Regions from separate parts of the Homo sapiens genome. Here region 2 is linked to region 1. A link is a contact called in ENCODE Hi-C or POLR2A ChIA-PET data. All regions are on one chromosome and are shown on one strand. Each heading gives the region's core, a stretch centred on a gene start or an enhancer-like site at or near the end of the contact. The rest is flanking DNA. Distances are from core to core; before and after follow the strand shown. Region 1 overlaps DLGAP1 (DLG associated protein 1). Region 2 overlaps DLGAP1 (DLG associated protein 1).

Region 1 (6,835 bases), core at 2,123-4,622:
AGCCAATAAAAACTAATATTCTAGTCCATCAAAAATAAAGAATGACCAGAACAATACAGACAAGTAGTTATTTGCAAGACTGTAGAAAGACTAAGAGTCACAAAAAGGAAGAGTCATCTCAATAAATCAATTTTTTCTCTAGAGAATAAAAGTCAAGAAAAAAAGTGGCTAAGGTATTGATCTGTGTCAGTTATTAAGATGGCCAAAATGACCAAATACGTTGTGATTCTGGCCATCCATTTTACGAAGATAAACTAGCCAAAGTTGACCCATTTGCTGTTTTCAAAAAATCAATTCTGATGAAGTTATCCAACCCAGTCACTTTTGTAAGCTCTTAACTCTCAAATGAGCCAAAAAAAAAAAAGAAAGAAAAAGAAAAAAAAAATCACATAGTGTGAAAATCTGAATGCAATGTTACAAGTCTCTTGTGCTAGCAATGAAAGAAAGAACAATTTTGCGAAAGTGGTTCTTCCAACAACCACTCATTTCTTGGCTGCAGTAGGCTATTTCTGCATTCTTCCCGTTCATCCCCAAAATGTTAACTGTCATCTGAAGCTAAGCTTTCTCTCCAGCTGCATATGTGTGAATTGGATGACTCTCCTTGCAAACAGTTGACATTTTGGCTGTTCTGCTAACATGAAATCCCAACTATGAAAACATTAGCCTCCACGCTCCAAGATCCTGTATTGCCAGAGGCATTACATTTCCAAACTTAAAGAAGTACTAGTCCCTCATTGTTTTCAATCAGAGCAAACTGCCACAGCCAGAATCTGTTCCACATATAAAACAGAATGACCTACTTTCCTGTGCCTCTGTTTTTATCTACACAGAACTGTACTACCCGCATTCCTAACAGCCATCTCCTGGCTATGGATCTTGCAAAGGATCCACCTTCTTAGAAAAATTACTTGGCAGTAGATTAATAGAAGTTTGCAGTTTGCAGTGTAGTCACTCAGAAAGAAAAGTTAAGTAAAATTAAAATGGTTTGGGATTAAAAGCGGCGCCTTTGAACTCAGGCAGCCCTGTCCAACCTGCTAGTTTCTATCAATTAAGTTCCTTAAGCAAGTGCTTTCTTCTACTCAGAGCTTTCAAAGAATGTTCTGCTCTACAAAATGATTTATGTCTTTCATAAGCAAAGTTCCTTTTGGGTGAAGAGTGCAGTCAAGTTGTTATTGTTTTTCTGCAATTTTGATAGGAACACAAAATGAGGTCCCTAGATTAATTTCTTTATTTTTTGAAAGAATTGATCAGTTCCTCGTTGATGATATCAACCCAAAAGCTGAACCCAGTGGCTTGCTGTTTCCCAACCCACAGTTTTCAATCTTGAAGCTTCCTTGGCTCTTCATGCCCCTGCAGGCACAGTGTGTAATAATTACAACTTCTGAAAAATGCTGGCCAATATTCTGGCCCAAGAAGCAGAAAACCATGAAAGCAAAGACTGGATCAACCAGTATGGAACACAATACTCTGTCTGTTCTGAATAGCCAGAAGAAAGTCACTTGTTAGCATTCACTTCTGCTGTTGCTTTATGTTCCTTCTATGAAACAAGTTTATATTTCTAACTAGAGGAGTTTCTACCCTCTCCCACTTCCTACAACTTTTCTGTACAGCAAGTTACAAATCAAAACATATATGGGTAAACTGAAGAGGTTCCATTCTTGTCCCCCTGTCTGATAGAGTTGCAGTTAAACAAAAGAAATTGTGCACAAAAACTAAGCACAGTCATTATCTTTATGACATCCATGCTTTGGAACTACAAGACACTCAACTGATGAGACTCAAGTCATGAACTTATTTTTAGGAGAGTAGCTTAGTCTTTCCATCATAGAATCCCCTGGCCTCTGCTTAGCGTCTTTATCCCTCTCATTCACATAATGGCTGCTTTTCAAGGCTAAGTCCAGTTTCAAAGAGAGCAATGCTAGCACTCTGCTATTCTTTCTTTCTTTGTACATGCCTTTAGACATTTTAAACTAAGCCTTCTGTCAAGGCTGAATATATGTGGGATCTGAAATGCTACTCCTAGAAAGTGCAACCATCTTGGTATTTTATGAAATGGCACCCTTTCACTGATGTAAAAACCAAGATGTCTCATTACATAAAATAAAAGACAGATCAAAATAAGGCACGGGCGTGAGGAGACCGAGATCAAGAATTCAAGCTTGGCTGGGTGCAGTGGCTCACGTCTGTAGTCCCAGCACTTCGGGAAGCCAAGGCGGGCAGATCACTTGAGGCCAGGAGTTCGAGACCAGCCTGGGCAACATGGCAAAATCCCGTCTCCACTAAAAATACAAAAATTAGCCTGACATGGTGGTACGTGGCTATAGTCCCAGCTACTCGGGAGGCTAAGGCACGAGAATGGCTTGAAGAACCCGGGAGGCAGAGGCTGCAGTAAGCCGAGATTGCACCACTGCACTCCAGTTTGGGCAACAGAGTGAGGCCCTGTGTCAAAAAAAAAAAAAAAAAAAAAAAAAAAAATTCAAGCTCCCCCAAAAGAGGTTTACTTAGGTTTACTAATTTGGATCAGCTTCCAAATTAGAATCATGCATGGGAGGGCGCAGGCATAAGCATCCCTTGTGCAAAAATTCAGGTGGGAGGAACCCTCCTACCCTCCATTTATATACGGTTAGCACTGTCCTATCACCAGATTTTAAAACTATCTCAAGACAAACATCCATCTGTTATTTCAAATCCTCTATGTTCATCATTCCTTTGCTTAAATACATCATGCTTGAAGATGTCTTTAAAGTAAAGGAAAATAGGATAGGCTTTCTATAAAAAAATTTTCTCTACCCCAAATAATTGTGATGTTTTTCTCAAATAAAATAAAGGGAGGAAATAGAAAATAATGAGAGTGGACGTGTTGTCATCTGGTAACTTCTGAGAGGGCCCAGCATGCTGCCAGCCTCTTTTTAGCACCAGCTGGGCAGGTGCTAATACCTTTGATGGGCTGTCACTATAGGAACCCTGGTTAGGAGTCTCAACAAAACATCCTTGAACTGAATGTGCCCCCAGAAGGAACTGCTTTACCTCCGCAACTGGAAGGTTAGGTCACTCCTTGGCTACTGACCCGAGGTAACTAACAAAGCATGAGCAGTCTCACTAACAATTATGTTTTACTGAGTCTTGTCAAATGGAGGCTGTAGGCTTGTAAGTCCGATGGTTTTCTTTCTGCACACTAAGTTATTTTGAAAAATACATAAAAAGGAAGAAAGAGAGAGAGAAAGAGAAGGAGGGAGGGATGGCAGAAAGAAAGAAGAAGGGAAAGAAAAGGAAAAGAAAAGAAAAAAGGAAGCTGTGAGGCTTATCAGGAGTTATGCCAAGTTTCAGGCTTTTGAAATTTGAAACGCCTGAATGCCACGCCTTTAAAACTCAGGTGTACAGTAAGGAACTATTTGGCTAGGTCATGATATTGTTAACTTGGCAAAGAAAAGAGATTACTTTTCAAGTGCAATTTCAAGGGTGGGTACTGGGCTGTGAGGTACTCCAAGGAAACTTTGAAGAGTGGGGACTGATCCAAAGCTCCTGGGTTGACAAAGAAGCAATGTTTTTTGATTGCCAAAGGTCTTTCCAAGTCTGTGGTCCCTGAACTGGCTGTCAGATGTTGCCTCAATTTTGGCTTTATGTTTTAATATCCTGCTTAGTTGAAAAGGCACAAATCACTACAAGCCCTAAAGTTTACATATTTAAGTCCCTTGCGATCAAAAGAGATCTTTTATAGTAGCTGACATTGTGCTATAAGAGAAAACAATGCTACCTTTCCACTTGCTTGTTCCACCCAGTTACGAAGGCTGTGAGCTTTGATGTGTGAAGCAAGGAAGATTTTAAAAACTCAGAATTGGGTCACTTCTGGAAATGCAAATGGAAACAGAGGCAATATTGGTGGAAAAAAAAAAAGGGGTAACAGTCCTATTCACTGAGGCATTTGTTTCTAGAGACGAGGAGTGGCTCTCATAATATGTCACCGGGGCTTTCCTTCAACACCTCTGACTCAGTCTGTGCATTCACAGATCTACTGGAATGGTAGGTGCCATTCACAGGCATATTTAATGCCAGCATTTTTTCTCTTTCACATTAAGTATGTCCTGGAGGTCTAAATGTTATGTGTAATGTATAAAAGGTATACTAGGAGAGAAGGAGGTTGCTCCACCAACAGAAGATCAGAAAGAGCAGAAACTTTTATGCAAATCATCAAAATACGCATCTGCTCCCATTTCCACCCCACTGATGTAAATGAAAAGATCCTGGCTTTCCCTTTAGGTATACACACCTCTGAACACACAAAGCTTGCTCTAGACATTCACTATTAGTCAATTTCACCTGTTTATTAAAAATTGATAAGGCTGGAGAGTTGATGAGGCAGAAAAAGAGGCCACAGAGTAGTTTGCCATCCCTTTTTCTAGGAAAAGTGTTCTCTTCTGATTTTCTGGATGCTGAAGGAAAAGAGTTCTCGCAGCAACACTGAATTCCACTTGGATGATCTCTAAAGATTTCAGACAGTGGATAAATCATTTGTAAAGGCACAGATGAAAATATTAAGTATACATACACCAGAAAAATAACATCCTGGAATTCGCTTTCCAGAACATTGTTATGAGACCAGTAGCTTCTTTGCATACCCCCAAGAATGACAGTTGTCACTTGTCAGTTTGACACTGTCAGTAAGGAACTAAGGAGTATACAATTGCAAAGTTTCTGCCTCCCCTTAACACTTTCAGTTGTGAAGATGGGCGATGATTGCTTTATAAATTATTACAAATTACATCAGAAATATCTCACTTTAGGAAACGTAGCCGAGTTGGAATGGAGGCAGGAAGCCAGAACCTGTACCACACACTTATTCACACTTATCTCTTGTTTCTGAAGTGGAGATTATGACAGCAATATAGCTACCTGGGAACTATAGTAATAAGCAGAAAGGCAAAATCCAGGACATAGGTCCTAAACTTCAACTAGGAGTCTCTATCTATATGTAACACAACCCTAAAGTTGAGGAAACACTGATGGTGTTGAATCAGAGAACTTACACCAAAAAATGTTATTGTTGTTAATAGTAGTCAACTCCCAAATTTTAGAGACAGAGAGGTAAAGCGACTTTCAATCTGGATCTCTAAACTAGAATACTCTTTTGTTCCCATGACTCCAATTTTTTTTTTTTTTTTTTTTTTGAGACGGAGTCTCGCTTTGTCACCCAGGCTGGAGTGGAGTGGTGTGATCTCGGCTCACTGCAAGCTCCGCCTCCCGCGTTCACGCCATTCTCCTGCCTCAGCCTCCCCCTTAGATGGGACTACAGGCGCCCACCACCACGCCTGGCTATTTTTTTGTATTTTTAGACGGGGTTTCACCCTGTTAGCCAGGATGGTCTCGATCTCCTGACCTCGTGATCCACCCACCTCGGCCTCCCAAAGTGCTGGGATTACAGGTGTGAGCCACCTCATCCGGCCCCATGACTCCAATATTTTTCCAATACATTCCAAGACCTTCAAAGCCAGAGAGTAGTGCTAAATAACAGGGCTTGCCTTACTTACATATAGGCCAGATAAAACCTATATGGACGACTTCTGTGCATGGCAATGATGGAGTAAGAATGACTGAACTTACTATATTATCTGAAACAACTAAAAACCTGGCAAAATATATGAAACAACTGTTTCCAAGACATTTGATATCAGACAATGAAGAACAGTGATCACTGAGATATGGGAAACAAATGGGGCCTTTGACTGACTGGAGCGAGTTTCCAGGGAGTGGTCCCCATGGGGAGTCGGCAGTCTCCCTGACTAATGAGACATTGCTAGGGGTACGAGGAGGACAAGGCAGCTGGAATTTGCATGGCAGTGTATGGAAGAGGAGAGAACTGCACAGAGTGAAGGTCTGAGATCTGCACGGGTCCCAATAGCATATTCACCTAAGTACTGTTCAATGCATGACTATCCAAGACTGGGATATCTTTATTCCTCTTTAGAAAACAAACAAACAAACAAACAAAAACATAGCCATTAATCTAGAGTGCTGTATGTGGCAAAAATATCTTTTTTAAATGAAGACAAAATAAGGACTTTTTTATATACACAGAAGCTGAAAGTAGGCCGGGCACGGTGGCTCACGCCTGTAATCCCAACACCCGGGGAGGCTGAGGTGGGTGGATCACCTGAGGTCAGGAATTCAAGACCAGCCTGGCCAACATGGCGAAACCTGTCTCTACTAAAAACACAAATCTTAGCCAGGTGTGGTGGCATGTGCTTGCAGTCCCAGGTACTTGGGAGGCTGAGGCGCGAGATTGCTTGAATCCGGGAGGTGGAGGTTGTGGTGAGCTGAGATTGTGCCACTGCACTCCAGCATGGGCGAAAAAGCGAGACTCCATCTCAGAAAAATAAATAAATAAATAAAAAGAAGCTGAAAGTATTCATCGCCAGCAGTCATGCCCTATAAGAAAGGTTTAAAATACTTTCTATTTTCCCTTTTGATTTTTTTCTTTAACCCATGGGCTACTTAGAAGTGTGTTACCTAGTCTCCAAAAATTTGGGGATTTTCCAAATATATTTTAGCTATTGATTTCTATTTAATTCCATTGTGGTCAGACAACGTACTTTTTCCTGAACCCTTGAAAATTTATTGAAACTTGTTTTTTGGGCCAAAATATTGTCTATCTTGTTAAATGCTCTGTGTGTACTTGGAAAAAAAAATGTGTACTTTGCTTTTATTTATTTATTTATTTATTTATTTATTTATTTTTGAGACAAGGTCTGGCACTGTCGCTTAGGCTGGAATGCAGTGGCTCCATCTCAGCTCACTGCAACCTCTGCCTCCCTGGTCTCAAGGGATCCTCCTACCTCAA
Region 2 (6,835 bases), core at 2,051-4,550, 48 kb before region 1:
ATGCATTCACATAGGGCGAAGACTATGCTTACATCCTCCTTCAGTTCTATATTCTGGGAATTATAGAAAAGATTGCACGAAAACCACCTCCCTACACATTTCTAGAGATACACCCCCCAAGCCTCATTGAAACCCAACTGGAAGATTGGAAGATTCTTGATTTTTTTTTTCTGGTTTTTTTTTCTTGAGACAGAGTCTCGCTCTGTCACCTAGGCTGGAGTGCAGTGGCACGATCTCAGCTCACTGCAAGCTCCGCCTCCCGGGTTCATGCCATTCTCCTGCCTCAGCCTCAGTCTGTAGCTGGGACTACAGACGCCTGCCACCACGTCCGGCAATTTTTTTTTTTTTTTTGGTATTTTTAATAGAGATGGGGTTTCACCGTGTTAGCCAGGATGGTCTTGATCTCCTGACCTCGTGATCCGCCCACCTCGGCCTCCCAAAGTGCTGGGATTACAACCACCGTGCCCAGCTTTTTTTTTTCTTTTCTTTTTCTTTTTCTTTTTTTTTTTTTTTTTTTTAGCATCTCTTCGAATTCACTTTCTGAATGCTTTGTTTCATTGTTTGCAAAGGTAGGTGCTAAAACTTATCCATGTTTGGTGAAGTGGAAATCAATGCAGCCGTTTTGGAAAGCCATTTGATAATATTTAAAAACAAAAATGCATATCTATTTGTCTATGAAAAGAACCTATAAATGCACTTCCACATGTACTGAAAATATATTGTAAAACGATTTTCACTGCAGATTTTTTTTTATCATAGCAAGCAACAGAAACAGCCTAAATGTCTATCAATAGATGGACCAGATAATGTTTTATGGCTCATTCATAACATGGAAACATATGAAGCCATCAAAGAGAAAAGGTAGATCACAGTTTTCTGCAATGGAAGAATACATTACAAAATAGAAAAGGCAAACAGTAAAGGGAATGTGTATAGCATGCTACCATTTTGTGGGAAAAAATTATATACATATTTGCATATTCATAGATAAATGTAGAAGGATATACATACAATAAACATACAGGGTGTACATACAATAAGCTGTTCAAATATGTTCAGTATCACAGCAAACAACTAGAGTGTAAAGTGGCTCTCCTGTCATTGTCTACCCTTTTGTTGTCTTTAAAACTTTCATGTGTACTTTTTATCAGCAAAAAGAACACAACAAATAAATGGCTTTGTCTTGCATGTATCACACATGTATGAACAAAAGATCTGGTGTCAGACTGAATTCAAATACTAGCTCTGTCACTTGCCAGGAACCTTGGGAGCCTCCCTAAGAGCTCTGTAATTCACTTGCAGTGACCACCTCATAGCACAGGGTTACCATAAGGATTGAGCTACAGAATACACATGAAACAGTCCAGCCAGGGCACAAATGTATAGTAATAATAATAATAATAATAATAATGACATTTAACATTTATTTAGTGCTGACCATGTACCTGGGTTGTTTTAACAGTTTTACATAGATTAATTCATTTAATTCTTATAAAAACCCTATGAAATGGGTACTATTTTCATCCTAATTGTACAAATGGGGGAAATGAGGCACAGAGAGATGAACTAACTTGCCAAAAATACACAGCTGGTAAAGGGTAGAGCTGGGATCAAACCAGGTGGTCTGGCTTCAAATCTAGGCTCTTACCCACTTACAGAATGGCCTTGAACCTGCTGGGCAAAATGTTAAGGCTGGTGAGAGAGTGGGTCAAGCTTTCAAGAGAAATGCTGGAAATATTTGTAACCAACTTATAAGCTCATGGAAATGCTTTCCCATCTGACACCAAGCCAGAATGTGATAATCAAAATGACACCTGGGTGTGTCTAGTGGAGTATGTGAGGACTTTCCCCCCTGTCTTTGTGACTCTGGAGTTACTGGGGAATCACTACTTTGGGCTGAAGCCAACAGGGATCATGGAGTAGGGAACCCTGTCTTTTATGCATCTACCATCCAACAGACAAATACTTAATAGGCATGGAAGACCTGCCCTCTTAATGAGGCTCCTCCCGGTGACATGGTTCTGTCAGAAGGACTTATCTCAGGAGGTATATTGAGTTTCTCATGGCTGTTGAGACCTGGTATTTTCTTTTAGGTAAGCATTTCTTTAATATTTAACCCAAATTCTCTCAGTTGAATATTTAACTCAATTCTAATGTGTTGTCTTTGCTAGAAGAATAGTTGGTCATTGGCCTCACTCTATCTTCAAATGAAGTGCCCTTGAGAACATGATGAGTTTAGCCACTGATGGTCCTTGAATAGGCTGATGCCAAAACATCTTAGGTCCTCCCTGGTAGAGTGTTTTCCTTTCTTTCTTTCTTTGTCTGCAGAATTACCCAGAATTATCTAAATAATCATTCCCCACATCACCATTATTGACGAAGTGATTAACCCTCACTTGAATTCATTTTGGAAATCCCCATTTTCCTGTGCCAACCCCTCTCCACTGTTCCAATGTTCCAAACTATTGATCAGTTTTCACTCTCTCTGCAAGATGCCCTGGATTTCATTTTGAACAACCTGCTGGTCAAGGTATCCCTGGTGCATTAACTCAAAACTAGACACACAGGCACCAGCTCCTTGGAAAGGATCCCTCTTCAGTCATTCCAGACTCATTTCCTTGCTTGACTAATGTTGAGGAAAAGTTCAGGAGCCCTTGAGTTGTTTTCATGTTTGCCAAACTCAATGTTGGAAGTGCCAGGCTCACCAAGACCTCCCAGGTATTGCTCCGGCCAGCGGCCAGGCTGCAGAGAAGAGAAAAGTTAAACCCCTCCTCAGTAAAGGAAGCAGGACTTTTTTCCAGGAGCATGTTGAGGAGGAGGGGCTTCTCAAGAAATATGTTAAATTAAACCAAACAGGAAAGGAATCTAAGGGTAAATGATTTAAACTATCCCCTTTTCACTTTTGCTCAAGTTCTGTCTGTGAAATTTGCTTCTTCTCTCACTTGGGAATTACAGACAAACATCATATTGGCTGAGGTTATAAAGCATATTAGATTTTATTCTAGAAAGGAAATGGTGTGACAAATCTGGTATTTTTAAAAAATGTCACATATAGCAGTACACATTTTCATATAGCAAGTGTTTATTCCCTAAGACACACACACACACACACACACACACACACACACACACAGAGTAGAATATTTTTATTGAAACCTGGGGAGATGTTTCTTCGACAATACCTTATGGGGACAACTATTGTATCTTCCAGCTCCTTAAATGTTCCTGCTTACTTTTCATAATTGAAATTGCTCAGAGAAAGAAGGAAGTGTTCATCAACTGACAACTATATATGCAAATCTCTGAAGGGTAGCTATGCTGGAATGGTTTTTATTTGTAGAGCATTGGTCCTCACAAGCAGTAAAAGCATCTGGATTTAAGACTACAGAAATCTGAAATTGTTGCTTATAATCTCCTTGTAGAGTCAACAGGAAGAATGCATTTTCCCCCTCAGTAACAGAAGAGAAAACGCAGGCTCTATTTGCTCCGACTTCCCCTTTTCCAAAGTGAAAGGAAGAGTTTTTCAACTGAAGAACCTCTTCATTGAGATCTCAAAAGAAGCTTGCTAATAACACTAATTTATCGATCAAGTTTCCAGATGAAATTAGCACCTACTTCTTCAAGAAGACAGACAAGAAGTGTGAAGAGGGAACGTGGCAATCATAATCAGCACTAGTGAAAATATTCTGCCCCATGAATAGCAACAGTTCAATCAGCTGCGTGGTAGAGCTTGAGCTGGCATTTATGAAAATGTTTGCTTGCTCTCAGCCATTTTCTCTAAGTTGAGGCCTGTGCTCATTTACAAAGAAGACCTATTGGAATAATCCCTTGGCTGTCTAAGTCGAGACACAGGAATCAGGAATCACACTGGAGCTTCACATTCCTGTGATTTTCTGATGACGCCTTCCTGGACCAGCAGCAAACCCAGAGGACAGCATACGACTAGGGGGTAGCACGCTATTTCCCATCTCTATGCTTTATGGGAGAGGATGAGTGACTTACAGTCACTGTAAGTAAACTTGCGCTGGTAATTGAATTAGAGCTGAGAGAGGGTTTTCAGACAGGGCCACTAGTTTGTTTGCAAAATGAGTTGATTCGATCTTGGCTTAGCAGCTGCAAGTCAAACAACCTATTGAGCAAACCCAAGGTAAATTTCAGCACCCTTTAGTATCAATGGCATTCGAGAATGAACACATTCAGACGCTTTGATTTTTAAGATGTCATTTATTTAAAGCAAAATCAGTTTATATTCTCAAGGGGTGGATTTCAAAGATATAAAAAGAAAAGTCATTTTCGGAACAAACAATTTTGTTCAATTTCTATATAAAACCTAAATTACACTTTTTTTTTTTTTGGAGAGTAGACTCTGTGATATGGGAAATGGCTTCACTGAAATTCAGATTTCTACATGCAAAAGCTGACTCATTTTGTTATGGGATTAGCTAAAATGTTTAAAGAGCCCCGATGAAACAGATGAACTAATTTGTGAAAAGGCAAAAAGTGTAATCACGGTTCAGACTACATGAATAGTCAGTGCACGAACCAAAGCGATGAGGCCTTTGTAACCTCACAGAGATTCAGTCACCTGATCATTCCTCTTTCAAAGCAGTTTCAAAAGTACAGTGTGTTATTCTGGTGACTGGCATAGGTCTTGCTTATGTACAAAAATCAGAAAAAGTGGCTCCTGTGCTTACTAATTTCCAAGGTTGTTGCATGTCGGTGAAAAGTTGGTGGGGATTAGGACAAAGCACTGTGGAAACAAATTTTAGAGTTGTGGCATTTTCAGGCAACAAATAAGTGCAAGTCCACATCATAAAAAATTCTAATTTACCCTTTTTGGGGGTCAATTTGTATTTTTTTTTTTTGAGACAGAGTCTCGTTCTGTCACCCAGGTTGGAGTACAGTGGTGCGATCCCAGCTCACTGCAGCCTCCACCTCTTGGGTTCAAGCGTTTCTCCTGCCTCACTCAGCCTCCCGAGTAGCTGGGATTACAGGCATGTGCCACCATGCCTGGCTAATTTTTGTATTTTTAGTGGAGGCGCGGTTTCACCATGTTGGCCGGGCTGGTCTCAAATTTTTGACCTCAGGTGATTCACCCACCTCGGCCTCCCAAAGTGCTGGGATTACAGGCGTGAGCCACTGCGCCTGGCCAAATTTGTATTTTTTTATATAAAGTAAGGTTTACAAATATGACCTAAATGAAAACCAGATAAAATTGACAATGGCAAATAATTACCAATTTTAAATGTGGCAAGAATGACAGAGACGGCACTAAAGGAGCTCAATAAAGCCTTGGGTTCTGGACTCAGATCTGTCTTTTAATCATTGTGGCACATTGGGCAAGTCACTAAACCTCAGTGAGGCACAGTTTTTCATTATTGCAAGGATGGAATGGAAGCCACAAAGCATTTTTCTGATTTTCCCTACACTTGAGAGTTGTGTAGGAAACAAAGTGGATGAAATGTATGCAAAGAAATCAAAGTAGGTAAAACTGACATGAATTTGCACATTTGAAAGGCTCATCACTCCTTCATAAGATAGACAGTTATTCTCAGCTTCTGAACTGAAACTTCACGAGTGGGATTATCAGAGTAAAAGGACTTTTTAGTTCTTCGGTATTGAAACCCCTTTAAACAGGATGTAAGTTCTCCCTACGTCATCAACAACGAATAGCACACGTGCTGTACAGTGAAAGTTAGAATGATACGCTTCTTAATTGCAGAAGTATTCCCGTCAAAAGACAATAAAGCATATTTTGGAAGAAGTGGGACTCTAGTAAAAACACACAGACCTGAAAGCAGTGCATTAATTATTTTATTAATTTCTTCTTTTTACATTATGGGAAACATTCATCTATTTACAATATTTTTTTGTTCACACACAATCTAGGTAAATAAGCCTATGAAATTCCAATTCATAAAGCCATAAAAATGTTCCCACCCCTCCATCTGAAGGCTTTCAAATGAATCTTTTTTTTCCAAACCAAAATAATTTTTAAAAATTACATTTGGGAATTCAGATATGCTAGTGATTTACATTCCAGTTATTTAAAATATGCATCTAGACATGTTTTAAAAAAGAAATGGTAAATTCACAAGGATAAGGCTTAAATGAAAGTGGTAATGCACAGTAAAACATTAAGGAAACATCTATAAATAACAGAAATATATTACAATAAATTAGTTCTATTTACCATTTCAAATATTAAAAATCTTTAATCCATTTCTTCATCTCTCTTTACAAAAAGGTTATGTGAATTGTATGGAAACATCTGCAAAAAATATAATAAATACTTAATTTCTTTGAACGTTTTTTGATGTGGGAGACAAACTTCTTTTGTAATCCCCCCCTCCCCAAGAAAATGCCCAACACCTTTATACCAAAGTTAAACAAAATAAGTAATTTTTCAGGGTACATACATTTTCCATTACGAACTAAAAAACATTTCTACAAATTACATCAAAAAGAACAATGTAACAAAGGTTATGCTCATGAATGTCAGTTTCAGGGGTCAAGCAGCATTGTGTGGGGTCATGTTCTAACACCAATAATTAGCTTTTTATAAAGTGTTTGTACAATTTAAATTGTATTTTCAAGGAAGGCAAAGATCATGATGCCCTGTAGGCCTTGAGCTAAAAGATTTAAAATTCTTACCAAAAATAGCTTATGAATATACAAATGCCGTTCACTTAGACAAGATAAATAGGCCTTCTCTTGTCTCTCTTTAAAATATCATGGGCTAAATTAGTTTCCAAAGAAAATATTGTAGGATGATCTTGAGTCGTATTAGAAATCTATTTCTTAATCCAAATCTCAACTCTACCTCAGGGCACGG

What was found. A loop is a pair of places that touch in the nucleus more often than their neighbours do. ChIA-PET counts read pairs that join two places held with the same protein, here RNA polymerase II (POLR2A). Pooled maps may share reads with other maps.
Region 2: a map of naive thymus-derived CD4-positive, alpha-beta T cell shows a loop between it and region 1 (2.8-fold over the local background). The contact joins two enhancer-like sites. A Hi-C loop is called at or near these places in 1 of 168 maps with a recorded cell type or tissue (naive thymus-derived CD4-positive, alpha-beta T cell) and 4 of 50 pooled maps. POLR2A ChIA-PET finds 5 or more read pairs at or near these places in 7 of 52 experiments (H1, K562, PC-9 and 4 more).

Annotation. Positions count from the first base shown.
Region 1 is chr18:3,538,024-3,544,858 of GRCh38, forward strand. The region is part of intron 9 of DLGAP1 (DLG associated protein 1); the gene reads right to left. Among named protein-coding and RNA genes, the nearest start is that of DLGAP1-AS1, 53 kb to the right of the region's middle. Within about 2 kb of position 3,373, at least 6 of the 41 ENCODE cell types and tissues checked have a DNase peak (open chromatin) inside an H3K27ac peak, as active enhancers do.
Region 2 is chr18:3,490,236-3,497,070 of GRCh38, forward strand. DLGAP1 (DLG associated protein 1) reads right to left here. Exons shown (of 13, transcript NM_004746.4): 13 at 5,797-6,835. Among named protein-coding and RNA genes, the nearest start is that of GAPLINC, 27 kb to the left of the region's middle. Within about 2 kb of position 3,301, at least 2 of the 41 ENCODE cell types and tissues checked have a DNase peak (open chromatin) inside an H3K27ac peak, as active enhancers do.